Linked DNA regions of Homo sapiens: region 2 is linked to region 1. A link is an interaction called in ENCODE POLR2A ChIA-PET data of the cell type or tissue named here. Cell type or tissue: HepG2. All regions are shown on one strand. Each heading gives the region's core, and the rest is flanking DNA. Links, peaks and the distances in the headings are about the cores only. Region 1 overlaps ABCC5 (ATP binding cassette subfamily C member 5). Region 2 has its middle 26 kb from the start of MIR4448.

The links. ChIA-PET counts read pairs that join two places held together with the same protein. Peaks named below come from ENCODE experiments on the same cell type or tissue, not always from the same donor. Only the 100,000 strongest peaks of a DNase experiment are listed, where the experiment ranks them.
Region 2: POLR2A ChIA-PET joins it to region 1 with 11 read pairs; 4 of 35 experiments call an interaction of 5 or more read pairs at or near these places.

Annotation. Positions count from the first base shown.
Region 1 is chr3:183,985,844-183,991,216 of GRCh38, forward strand. It overlaps ABCC5 (ATP binding cassette subfamily C member 5), which reads right to left. Exons shown (of 30, transcript NM_005688.4): 3 at 3,383-3,540; 4 at 2,729-2,884; 5 at 1,927-2,074. Among named protein-coding and RNA genes, the nearest start is that of ABCC5-AS1, 18 kb to the right of the region's middle. RefSeq lists an enhancer at 4,230-4,730. In HepG2, for the core only: no CTCF peak of the experiment used is centred there; a DNase peak (open chromatin) is centred at 2,588.
Region 2 is chr3:183,910,077-183,915,449 of GRCh38, forward strand. No RefSeq gene overlaps it. Among named protein-coding and RNA genes, the nearest start is that of MIR4448, 26 kb to the left of the region's middle. In HepG2, for the core only: no CTCF peak of the experiment used is centred there; DNase peaks (open chromatin) are centred at 2,175 and 3,285; H3K4me3 peaks cover 747 bases.

The DNA of each region.
Region 1 (5,373 bases), core at 53-5,052:
AGCTGGCTGGCAGGTAAAAACAAACAGAACACAACAACTTGACTGTGTTTCATTTGTTCTGATTATGGCTACCAAGGTTCGGTGAAACCCGAGCAGGGACAAGAAATAAAAATGCCATTTTATTTGGGGAGCCCGTATGTGGGCAGTCTGTCCTTACACAGGTTTCTGTAAGAACAGATTAAGCTAGTTTGAAAGTCGTGCCAGATTAGAAAACTTGTAAAAATCTAAAACGAAATGTTCCTCAAAAGGATTTAAGTCCACAGACAGGAGGTTTACTCACTGCTAGTACTAATCTCAAAACCAGCCTGGTTTTTCAATTTCCAATGAAAAAGAAACATATTAGAATTGGAGTTCCAAAAAAGGAAGTGTGTATTGTTTACACTTTCAAATCTATAAAAGAGATTATGGATGAGTCCATTACTTTCTCAGCTCTAGGGCAGAATCCCATGAAATAACACTGGCCTTAAGGTGCTCTTCCCTGAAACGGCAGAGAGAAGAAAAAGCATGCTGCTGCTTTCCTGTTAAAGGAGGGCTCTTAGCTTTCCCTGGCAGCTAGAACAGTTTCCTAGAGGTTAGTACCCCAGTGTTCTGCACCATAAATGAGAGAATAAGGAATATACGGATGTTCAGGGGAGGGACTGTGAAGCCACCAAGCTGAATACGGATAGGTACCATTTTTTTCAAAAAATAAAAAATAAAAATCCCAGCAATCCATGGAATTTTTTTTAGAGGGGAGCCAATGAAGTTCTTGCATTGGCCAAATGGAATCAAGAAAGCCCATGATCACTTTATTCGCAAAGCCTGCATATGGTGCTACCCAGAGGAATGAATTCTATGAGATCAGAGCAGCCACCAGCCCTGTAGTGAAACAATGACAGAAGCTCTTCTTGGGGGAAGCTGGCTCTATGAAAATGTTTGCCATTTTGGTAAATTACATAACACAACATTTCAGTTACATGGTCCTTCTTACTTAAAACTTTTATATAAAGTATGTTAGTTGGTCAATTATTAATAATATAGAAACCCAATACCAGAAAAGTAGTGTTCTCTGCTTCAGAAAAGAGATCAAAACTTTAACAAGAGGCATCAAACGTTAAAAAAATAAAAACAAAAACAAAACTGCAAATTAGTTTTACCTAATTGCCATGCATCTTAGGCACATACTTACCAAAACCATGAACCTCCAGCTTACCCACATATGGAAAACGCACAGTACAAGCAGTACTACTGCTCCGATGCCTCAAGGCAAATGTGTAGAGAATAGATTTAATCAAGGTCTCAAGTGTAAGGCAGCACAGCAGGTGTAAGAAACAGGTGCCCAGGAAACAGAGTGAACGTCAAAGGCTCTCTTGTCTACTCTGCATCAGTACAGACTGGGGAAAACCACGGCTGCCACCCCAACACTTGCCACACAGTCACACTATAAGCCAAACTTAAACGGACTCCAGGTCAGACTCTAAAATCCTCGACAGTCCTCTAGTTTTCTCAGGGCTTATTTGCCACAGACCTGCCAAACATGTGATAACTGCCTCCAGGCACTTGGTATGTTCCCGGTGCTGGCTCACCAGCCCGGGCCACACAACGTGCTCTCACCCACTCATAGCACTGCAAGACACATCTGCCTGCACCGACTGTCAGTTCATGTTAACACACAACCGAGAAGCACAGTCCTGTGCAGAACTGGAGTCAGTTCCATTTCACCCCCACCCAGAAATCAAGCCAGTTCCATTTCTTCTCTGGCAACACTGCCCTTTCATCCTTCCAGCTGTTGCCAAAATCCATCGACCCCTTTCAACAGACCTGAAGGCATCTCTAAGACTGCTACCTAGCCCAAAGCTGAGCACAACCTCTGCAACAGAATAAGAGTGTTAGAGCTGGCCGTGGCCGGGCCCCTGGAGACTGTCGGAAAGGATGGTTAGAACTTACTGGTCCACTGAAGCCAGCCAGCTGCGTGATCATCAGGCACACGATGGACAGGATGAGCCTGGTGCGGCAGAAGATCCACACAACCCTTCGCAGGGAAGCAGCGTCTGGCCCAACTTCATTCAGCTCTTCTTGCCACAGTCTCTCTAGTCTTAACAAGGGCACACGTCCTCGTTACACATCTCCTCGGGGGAAAGGCACACCTAGCTCCCCGCCTGCCACCACTTTTTGTCTCCAGGTTTTGCCACCACTCACACAAGTCTCTCCTTTAAAATTATGTACATAGTCTTCACCTTCTGGGAAAAAATACCCTTCCTAGGGAACTACACATTTACCCTGTATAAGGAGCCTCCCAGGATACAGAAAATGATGAGAGCAAAAGCCTTTCTTTCCACCCAGGAAAATGATCCCTGAATGCAATTTGTGAATAAGAACTTTCTTTTTCAGGGGCCCCCAACCCTTTCTGAAGGTTCCTGTGGTAAAATGTAAAGTTGTAAACTACATTTTAATCATGACAATCAGCTACCACAAAAATGTATTCTGTCACAAGGCAGCAACATAATCTCCCTGCAGACTCAGGAAGAGAAGCGGGGCTGAGAGAGAGAGAGAAAGCCCGTGGTTAAAACAGGATCAAAGGTGAAATAGGAGATAAAGCAAAAGAGCAAAGAGAAAGTCATCCCCAGGCCGCCCGCCCTCCACTGGACAGCTCGGCTCTTTAAAGACACAGAGCTGTGGACTTCACACTCCTAGCTCAGGCCCTGCCCACCCGGCATGGGGGAGATGAGGGTGGACCAGAGGCGCCTACCTTCTGCAGTTCACGTCAGAAGACTCGTGCTTGGACAGAGACCACACGTCTTCCATTGAGAGCTCCCCCTTCTTGTGGGCCACACGGGCCAGAGAAGAAAGCCACGAAAAAGTCATACAGGAAAAAAGCCCAGCATTGTCCACTGGGTGCTGGTGTCTAAGGAGAGAAAACCGAAATCACAAAGCTATCAACACGCACGGAGAGGGCAGCCCGTGTTTAATGGACACTGTTTAGTGAACACAGCTCTTAGCTAAAGACCAGTCTCCCCAGATGATCTAATCTTAGCCTGAATGTTCTAAAACGGCTTTGATGGGCCGGGCGCGGTGGCTCACACCTGTAATCCCAGCACTTTGGGAGGCCGAGGCGGGCAGATCATGAGGTCAGGAGATTGAGACTATCCTGGCCAATATGGTGTAACCCCGTCTCTACTAAAAATACAAAAAAATTAGCTGGGCTTGGTGGTGGTGCACGCCTGTAGTCCCAGCTACTCAGGAGGCTGAGAGGCAGGAGAATCACTTGAACCCAGGAGGCGGAGGTTGCAGTGAGCCGAGATCATGCCACTGGCGACAGAGCAAGACTCCATCTCAAAAAAAAAAAAAAAAAAAAAAAAAGGCCTTTGATGCTTCACTGTCATCACTCAGCACGGCATCTTACTTGGAAGTAGTCCGGATGGGCTTCAGAGCACTCAAGCCATGATGGTACTTTCCCTTGGGATGCTCCTCATCCAGGATTCTGAGCTGAGAATGCATGGAGGCATCAAGAGAGAGGCCCTCGGCTCGGGCTGCTGTTTCCAAGGCATCTTGGCATTCCAACTGTTCCAGCAGATAGGGAGAAAGGCAAGAGCACAGTTAATACACAGGCGAGAGGCAAACGGAACTGATGAAACAGCTCAAACTGCAAACTGGACTCATCTTAACTGAGAAATTCCAAGCAAGGGTCAGGAGGTTAAACACTAACTTTGTATGATTTGAACCCATTGGGGAACATTAAGCTAGATATTTAAAAATTTTAAACAGTTTTCTTTTTTTTTTTTTTAGCATCTTTAGGTTTTACAGAAAAACTAATCAGATAGTACAGAATGCTCCCATATACCTCTGTACCTCTCCCGTCCTCCTCATCTGTTTTTCCTATTATTAACATCTTCCATTAGTGTGGTACCTTTGTTACAATTGATGAGCCAATACAGATTCATTATTAACTGAAGTCCATAGGTTACATTAGGGTCCGCTCTTTGTTTTTTTGGGTTTTTTTGAGATAGAGTCTCCCTCTGTCACCCAGGCTGGAGTGCAGTGGCGCAATCTCGGCTCATTGCAACCTCCACCTCCCGGGTTCAAGCAATTCTCCTGCCTCAGCCTCCTGAGTAGCTGGGATTACAGGGATGTGCCACCATGCCTGGCTAATTTTTGTATTTTTAGTAGAGGTGGGGTTTCACCATGTTGGTCAGGCTGGTTTCGAACTCCTGACCTCATGATCCACCTGCCTTGGCCTCCCAAAGTGCTGGGATTACAGGCATGAGCCACCGCGCCCGGCCCTGTTTTTATTTTATTTTATTTTTGAGATGGAGTCTCGCTCTGTTGCCCAGGCCGGAGTGCAGTGGCATGATCTTGGATCACTGCAATCTCAGCCTCCCCGGTTCAAGCAATTCTCATGTCTCAGCCTCCGAGTAGGGGGGTTACAGGCGTGCACCACCATGCCCAGCTAATTTTTGTATTTTTAGTAGACACGGGGTTTCACCATGTTGGCCAGGATGGTCTTGATCTCTTGACCTCGTGATCCGCCCACCTCAGCCTCCCAAAGTGTTGGGATTATAGGTGTGAGCTGCCGCGCCCAGCTTATGGACCACTCTTTGTGTTCTATGTTCTAAAATTTACATTTTTATTACCAAATGTTTTATCTTCTGTTTCCCAATATGGATTGAGAGTCAATTATTTCACTACTAACTGAAAATCTGATTGCCCATTTCCTATGACAAAAATTTCCATCAGCCCCAATTAAACAGCCCTGCCACACAGAAAGAGCCTGGATGTACACGTGCCTCCCCTGTCACAGCAGCAGCAGGGAGAACAGAACGTGAGTTCTTATCCTGGCTGCACAGCTGAAGAGCTCTACACTTCCCTGCAGCACGCAGCAAAGGATCTCATGAGCTGAAATATAAAGTTACACGTATTTACTAACTAGAAAGTGTATAAATGTTCGTTCATTAGATTAACAAAAGTGCATGCAAAAGTGCATTCTAAGTCTGACTGTGGCAGAAGAGGGTGGGTCAAGAATCTAGACACACTTATCCCCCGTTTACTCTAAAAGTAACTCAAACGTTTATGCTTTCCTGTTGTAGAAGCAGAAGCTTCATTTTCCTCAATTTCCTTATCTTCCTTTTCTGTCTTAGCAGTGAAAGTCACATTATTACAAATATTTCCAGCAATTATTGTGAAACAGTAAAAAACAGATCTCAGCTGGGCATGGTGGCTCGCGCCTGTAATCCTGACACTTTGGAAGGATCGGTTGAGCTCAGGAGTTCAAGACCACCCTGGGCAACACAGCAACACACCATCTCTACAAAAAGTAAAAAAAAAAAATCAGCCAGGCATGGTGATGCGTGCCTGCAGTACCAGCTACTTGGGAGATGGAGGCAGGAGGATGACTTC
Region 2 (5,373 bases), core at 57-5,056, 76 kb before region 1:
CCCAGGTCTCCTGACTCCCAGTACAGTGCTCTTTCCACTGCGTGGGAAGCCTGAGGATCATAATTGTCTGATAGCGCCAACCAGATATTTTTTAAAAATGTGTTGAGTGTGAATAAGAAGAGGGCTGAACATGGCCTTAGGAAAGACAGTGTCCTGCCCACAATCATTCTCAGCAGCACCCCAGTCCCACCCACTCAATCCAACAGCGCCCTTCAGCTGAGGCTCCAGCTACCCTGGTGGTGGCTTTGTGCACAGATTCCTTGAGTAACGTCACTTGAATGTGCCCTTGTGGGGGTCCCATTCCCCCCAACTCCCATCTCAAGTGGCTTTTCAGAAAACTTCTTCCAGCCACACACAGTGCTCTCCTGGAGTTGAGCTCTGTTCAGTGGTTTTCGCCACCCTGTTCCATTGGCAGTGGACTTCTCCTGCACTCAGAATTTCTTAGATTAGACTTCTTAGATTCTGCACGAAGTCCACAATTTCTGCAATCCCCCTCCCACCCTGCATTTGACAGGCGAGGAAACTGAGGCTCAAAGCCTCCCAGCTAATGAATGGTAAGACCAGGATTCACCCCACACGTGTCTGACCTCTGTTCCTTCTTTCTGTCTCCAGTGCCGCTGGTCTGAGAGAGAAGAGGGGTTCATCTGTCCACCCCTTTAGGGCCTCCAGCTTGAGCACAGGCTTCCTACCTGGAGCAGTGTCTCTGGGTGCAGCTGAAAGCATAGCTGCCACAGGTTTCCAAGGATGGGGAAGGGGAGTGGGCCAGGAGGAAGACAGCTCCTGTCCCAGCAGAAGGTGCCAAGTTTCAGGAGCAGGAAGGAGATGGCCAGTAAAGCCAGCCCACTGAGCAGGGAGAGCATCTCCCTGGTCCTGTGTCTCCTCTCCTCACTTTTGCTTCTCGGTCCCAAGGCTCTGACACACTGTGGCCACCACTCTCTCCCCGCTCTTCCAGGCGCCTGGCCTTGCTTTTATGCTGGTGCTCCCAGGCAGTGCTGTGGAGGGAGGCAAACCCAGGAGCCCTTCCCCAGTGGAGTAAATCCATTTGGTCACATCAGTCACACCCGGGCCATGCCACTCACCAGGGTGGCAAGGCTGTGGCCCGGGACAGGTTGAGACACCTTCACTCCTATATCAGCATCATCCTCACCTCTGGCCCTCGGAGCTCATCCCTGGTGAGGCTCCTCACAGCCTCTTCATGGCAGGGTCAGCTGACTGCATGGCTCAGCTCAGGGAGGGACAAGGGGCAGGCAGCCGCTAGCAGTGGCAGTGTCTCCCATCAGGACATGCTCTTCCATCTCAACACGCCTGAGGCTGGGCTCCTACTCCTGCTCTCCTCCGCCCAGATGTGCAGCAGCCTTCCTGAGGTCTCTTCAGCTTGTGCTGAATCCCCATGTTTCTCTGTAGCCTTCTCTCTGTCTCTCTCTCCCCTTGCCCCTCTGCCTTCTCTCTCTCTCTCTCTCTCTCTCCTCTCTCTCTCTCTCGGTTCTTTCTCCTGCCTCAGCCTCCCGAGTACCAAGTGCTGGGATTACTGGCGCCCACCACCACGCCCAGCTAATTTTTGTAGTTTTAATAGACATGGAGTTTCACCATGTTGGCCAGGCTGGTTTTGAACTCCTGATCCGCCCACCTCAGCCTCCCAAAGTGCTGGGATTACAGGTGTGAGCCACCATGCCTGGCCTCTTTCTTTCTCCTTTGTTTTCTTTCTTTCTCTCCTTCTCTCTTTCTGTCTCTCTCTCTCCCATTCGTTTGTTCGTTCTTTTTCTTTCTTTCGTTCTTTCTTTCCTTCTTTCTTTCTTCCTTTTTCTTTCTCTCTTTTCTTTTTCTTTCTCCCTCTCTTTCTCTCTCTCTCTCTCATTCTTTCTTTCTTTCTTTCAACAGTGTCTCACTGTGTCACCCAGGCTGCAGTGCAGTGGCATGATCATAGCTCACTGTAACCTCAAATTCCTGGGCTCAACCAATCCTCCTGCCACAGCCTCCTGAGTCTCTGGGACTACAGCGGCACCACCATATTCAACTATGTAGCCTTCTCTTAGGTTTCAACTATCTTGGAACCAGACTGCTGGAGTTTAAATCCCAGATCTATCTCTTACTGGTTTTGTGACCTTGGGCAATTATTTAGCTTCCTCTTGCCTCAGCTTCTTATTTGTACAATGGAGATAAGATCATTTTAGCAAATTGCATCATAGAGCTACTGTACCAATGCCCAGCAAGAGAATGATGTCACAGTCCAGTGGGGTACATTGAGGATAGTTTAATTAAGAGACTGTTTGCAGGCCTGGCGCAGTGGCTCACACCTGTAATCTCAGCACTTTGGGAGGTAGAGGTGGGTAGATCACGAGGTCAGGTGATCGAGACCAGCCTGACCAACATGGTGAAACTCCGTCTCTACTAAAAATACAAAAAATTAGCCAGGTGTGGTGGTGTGTGCCTGTAATCCCATCTACTCAGGAGGCTGAGGCAGGAGAATCGCTTGATCCTGGGAGGCAGAGGTTGCAGTGAGCTGAGATCGCAGCACTGCACTCCCGCCTGGGTGATAGAGCGAGACTCCATCTCAAAAAAAAAAAAAAAAAAAAGAGTGTTTGCAAAGATGTGTTAGGGAATCCATAGGCATAATGCCAGTCATGACAGAGACCCATTTCCACTTGAGGCTTAGAGAGTCAAGGGACAGTGTTCAGTGGGTACAGAGTTTCAGTCTGGAAAGATGAAAAAGTGTTCTGGAAATGGATGGTCACGATGATAGCACAATGATGTGAATGTACTTAATCCCACTGAACTGTTCATTTAAAAATGGTTAAAATGCTAAAATTTATGTTGCATCTATTTTACTAAATTTTTTAAAAGTCAAGGGACAGAGATATCAGAGGCCTGGAGCCCCTACCTGTTTGGAGAGGTTGTTAACAAGCGTCTGCAGTTCCCTCTGCTCAGAGCACCTCACCCCTGCATCTCCATCTCTAGAATTTCTACCTACCTTATCTCAGGTTGATGTGATGATAACAGTGCTTACCCCACAGGGCTGCTGGGGGATAAGCTGAGCTGGTGTGAAAGTGCTATGGATTGTGCTATGGAAGTGCTATTTGTACTATGCTTGTGCAGATAGTAATACTGCTGCAATTTCCACAAACCCCTGCCTTCTGTTTCCAACAAATCACGTTCCTCCCTCCTCAAAATACTGCTGAAGAGACTGCAGGCCTCTGAAAGCTTCACTAGCTACTCCGCCAATCTCTACTACCTCCAAACACACCAACCGTCTCCCACAGTGGCCCTTGCTTTGTTCTGGGCTGAGACTTGCCCTGTTATCACTGTGTTCGCCCCGCCTTGATTACACAGCATGAGCAGTTCAAGGGCAGGCGCCAGTTCTCAACTTTCTTTGGGTTTACAGGCGTGAGCCACCGCACCCGGCCTGTAGCTGTTTCTTAAAGTTTATCATCCCAAAAGGAGATTTGCCTGCTCAACATTTCCAAGTGTGTTGAACTTTGACAAACTTCCTACCCTCCCTCTGTGCCCAAGGGTGACAGCATGCTGGCAGCTAAGGCTGGGACACGGTACTGGGAACAGAGACTACCCAGCACAACGGGCCAGGGTGCGATCAGATTCCAGGGTGGCAGGTCACAGGAACACAGATTTGGAGCGGAGGCCCTGGGTGACCGGCCCCTCCTGCGCCCAGCCAAGGCCCTCCGTGTCTGATTGTGAGCTGCGGCCTCCTCAGTGAGCAGGTGGAGGTGGGCCACACGGTCCCCCTTACAGGAGTTCCCATGCAGAGTGGCTGACCCTGTGGCAGCCCCTGTCCAAGTTGCACCTTCCCCCTCAGTGATATCCTTATGATTCCAGCCATGCCTGCCCCCCAGACCACAGGCCTCTCTGTTTCCTTGTTTGACTTCTAGGCCAAGAATGGACAACACTCAGCCTCTGCTCCTCTAAGAACAACTCAGGCAGGTCGCAGTGGCTCACACCTGTAATCCCAACACTTTGGGAGGCTGAGGTGGGTGGATCACCCGAGATCAGGAGTTCGAGACCAGCCTGGCCAACATGGTGAAACCCCATCTCTACTGAAAACACAAAAATTAGCTAGGTGTGATGGGTGCCTGTAATCCCAGCTACTCGGGAGGCTGAGGCAGGAGAATCGCTTGAACCTGGTAGGCGGAGGTTGCAGTGAGCCGAGATCACACCACTGCACTCCAGCCTGGGTGACAGAGCGAGACTTCGTCTCAAAACAAAACAAAAACAATTCAACTAAGATGACAGATGACGCGGCTGCGCCCCTTCCCTATATGAGGTATTTCCACACCAAATTTCTAAATCTATCCCCTCTACAGCACGGTGAAGGCTATTATGTGAAGGCTTCATCCCCTCACAGATGAAGGCAAGGCTCAGCAGGTGTAGTGATTTGCTCAAGGAAGTGGGAGGGCGGCCACAATTCTACCCAGGCCTTCAGTCTCCAAATTCAGTGTTCTCTTTCCACAGCTGCCTCCCAGCTGTGACAGGCTGGCATTCTCACAAGGAAGGTTCCTATAGGCTAAGAGAACACACACACGAGGAAGCAGAGCTAGTCACACTTCCAAAGGTTCCGGCCTGGCCTCAGAGGCCTCCGTGTGGCTCAGGCTGCCCCCGGGCCTGGCGTGTGCTTCCCGCCTGAGGCTGCCCCAGGGCCTCAGAGCTGGTGTATTCTTTCTTCTCCTCCCTTGTCTGTCTGCAGACCCCATCCAGGGGAGAGCCCCTTCCATGGCCCTTGGAGAAACAGTGGTTAAGGAATGCTGGATCAACAGCTTTAGCCATGGGCCTGTGCCCAGGCAGGGGCCGTTTCCCATAGCAGACTGACCCTCACTGTAGATCCCGCAACACCCCCTCCTGTGGATAGATCTCAGAACAAAAGAACACCCCTTTCCCCTTCTAGAGCGACCCAAACCCAGTACCCACTCCACACTCAGTGCCTGGAAGTTGCTCCGCCCCACACCCCCACTCCAGCAAGGTAGGCCCACCCCCTACTTCTCCCTGACTAGGAAAGGGAGGAGATAAAAATAAGGAGCTACAGAGACCACTAGAGGTGGAAGGAATGAGAACTAGGCAGAAGAGACCCCCCTCCAGTTACCTCCATGCACCTGAACACAGAAGGAGAATTCCATTCCTTGCGGTTGTGTTTAACTTGTCCAATGTGTCCCAGTGCCCATGGGAGTGAATGGGAACAAATACAGGGGGCTTGCCTGCCTCTAGACATTATGTGAAGGCCCCAAAGGACAGGAGCTATTTCTGGGGAGGGCTGGGAGACCCAGGATCCTCTAACTGAAGGAGGGGCAGACTCAGGGACCACATCCAGGCAAGCCAGGGCACGGGCCAGCGCTAGAGGACATAGCCCTGCTTTGCATATTTTATTATCAA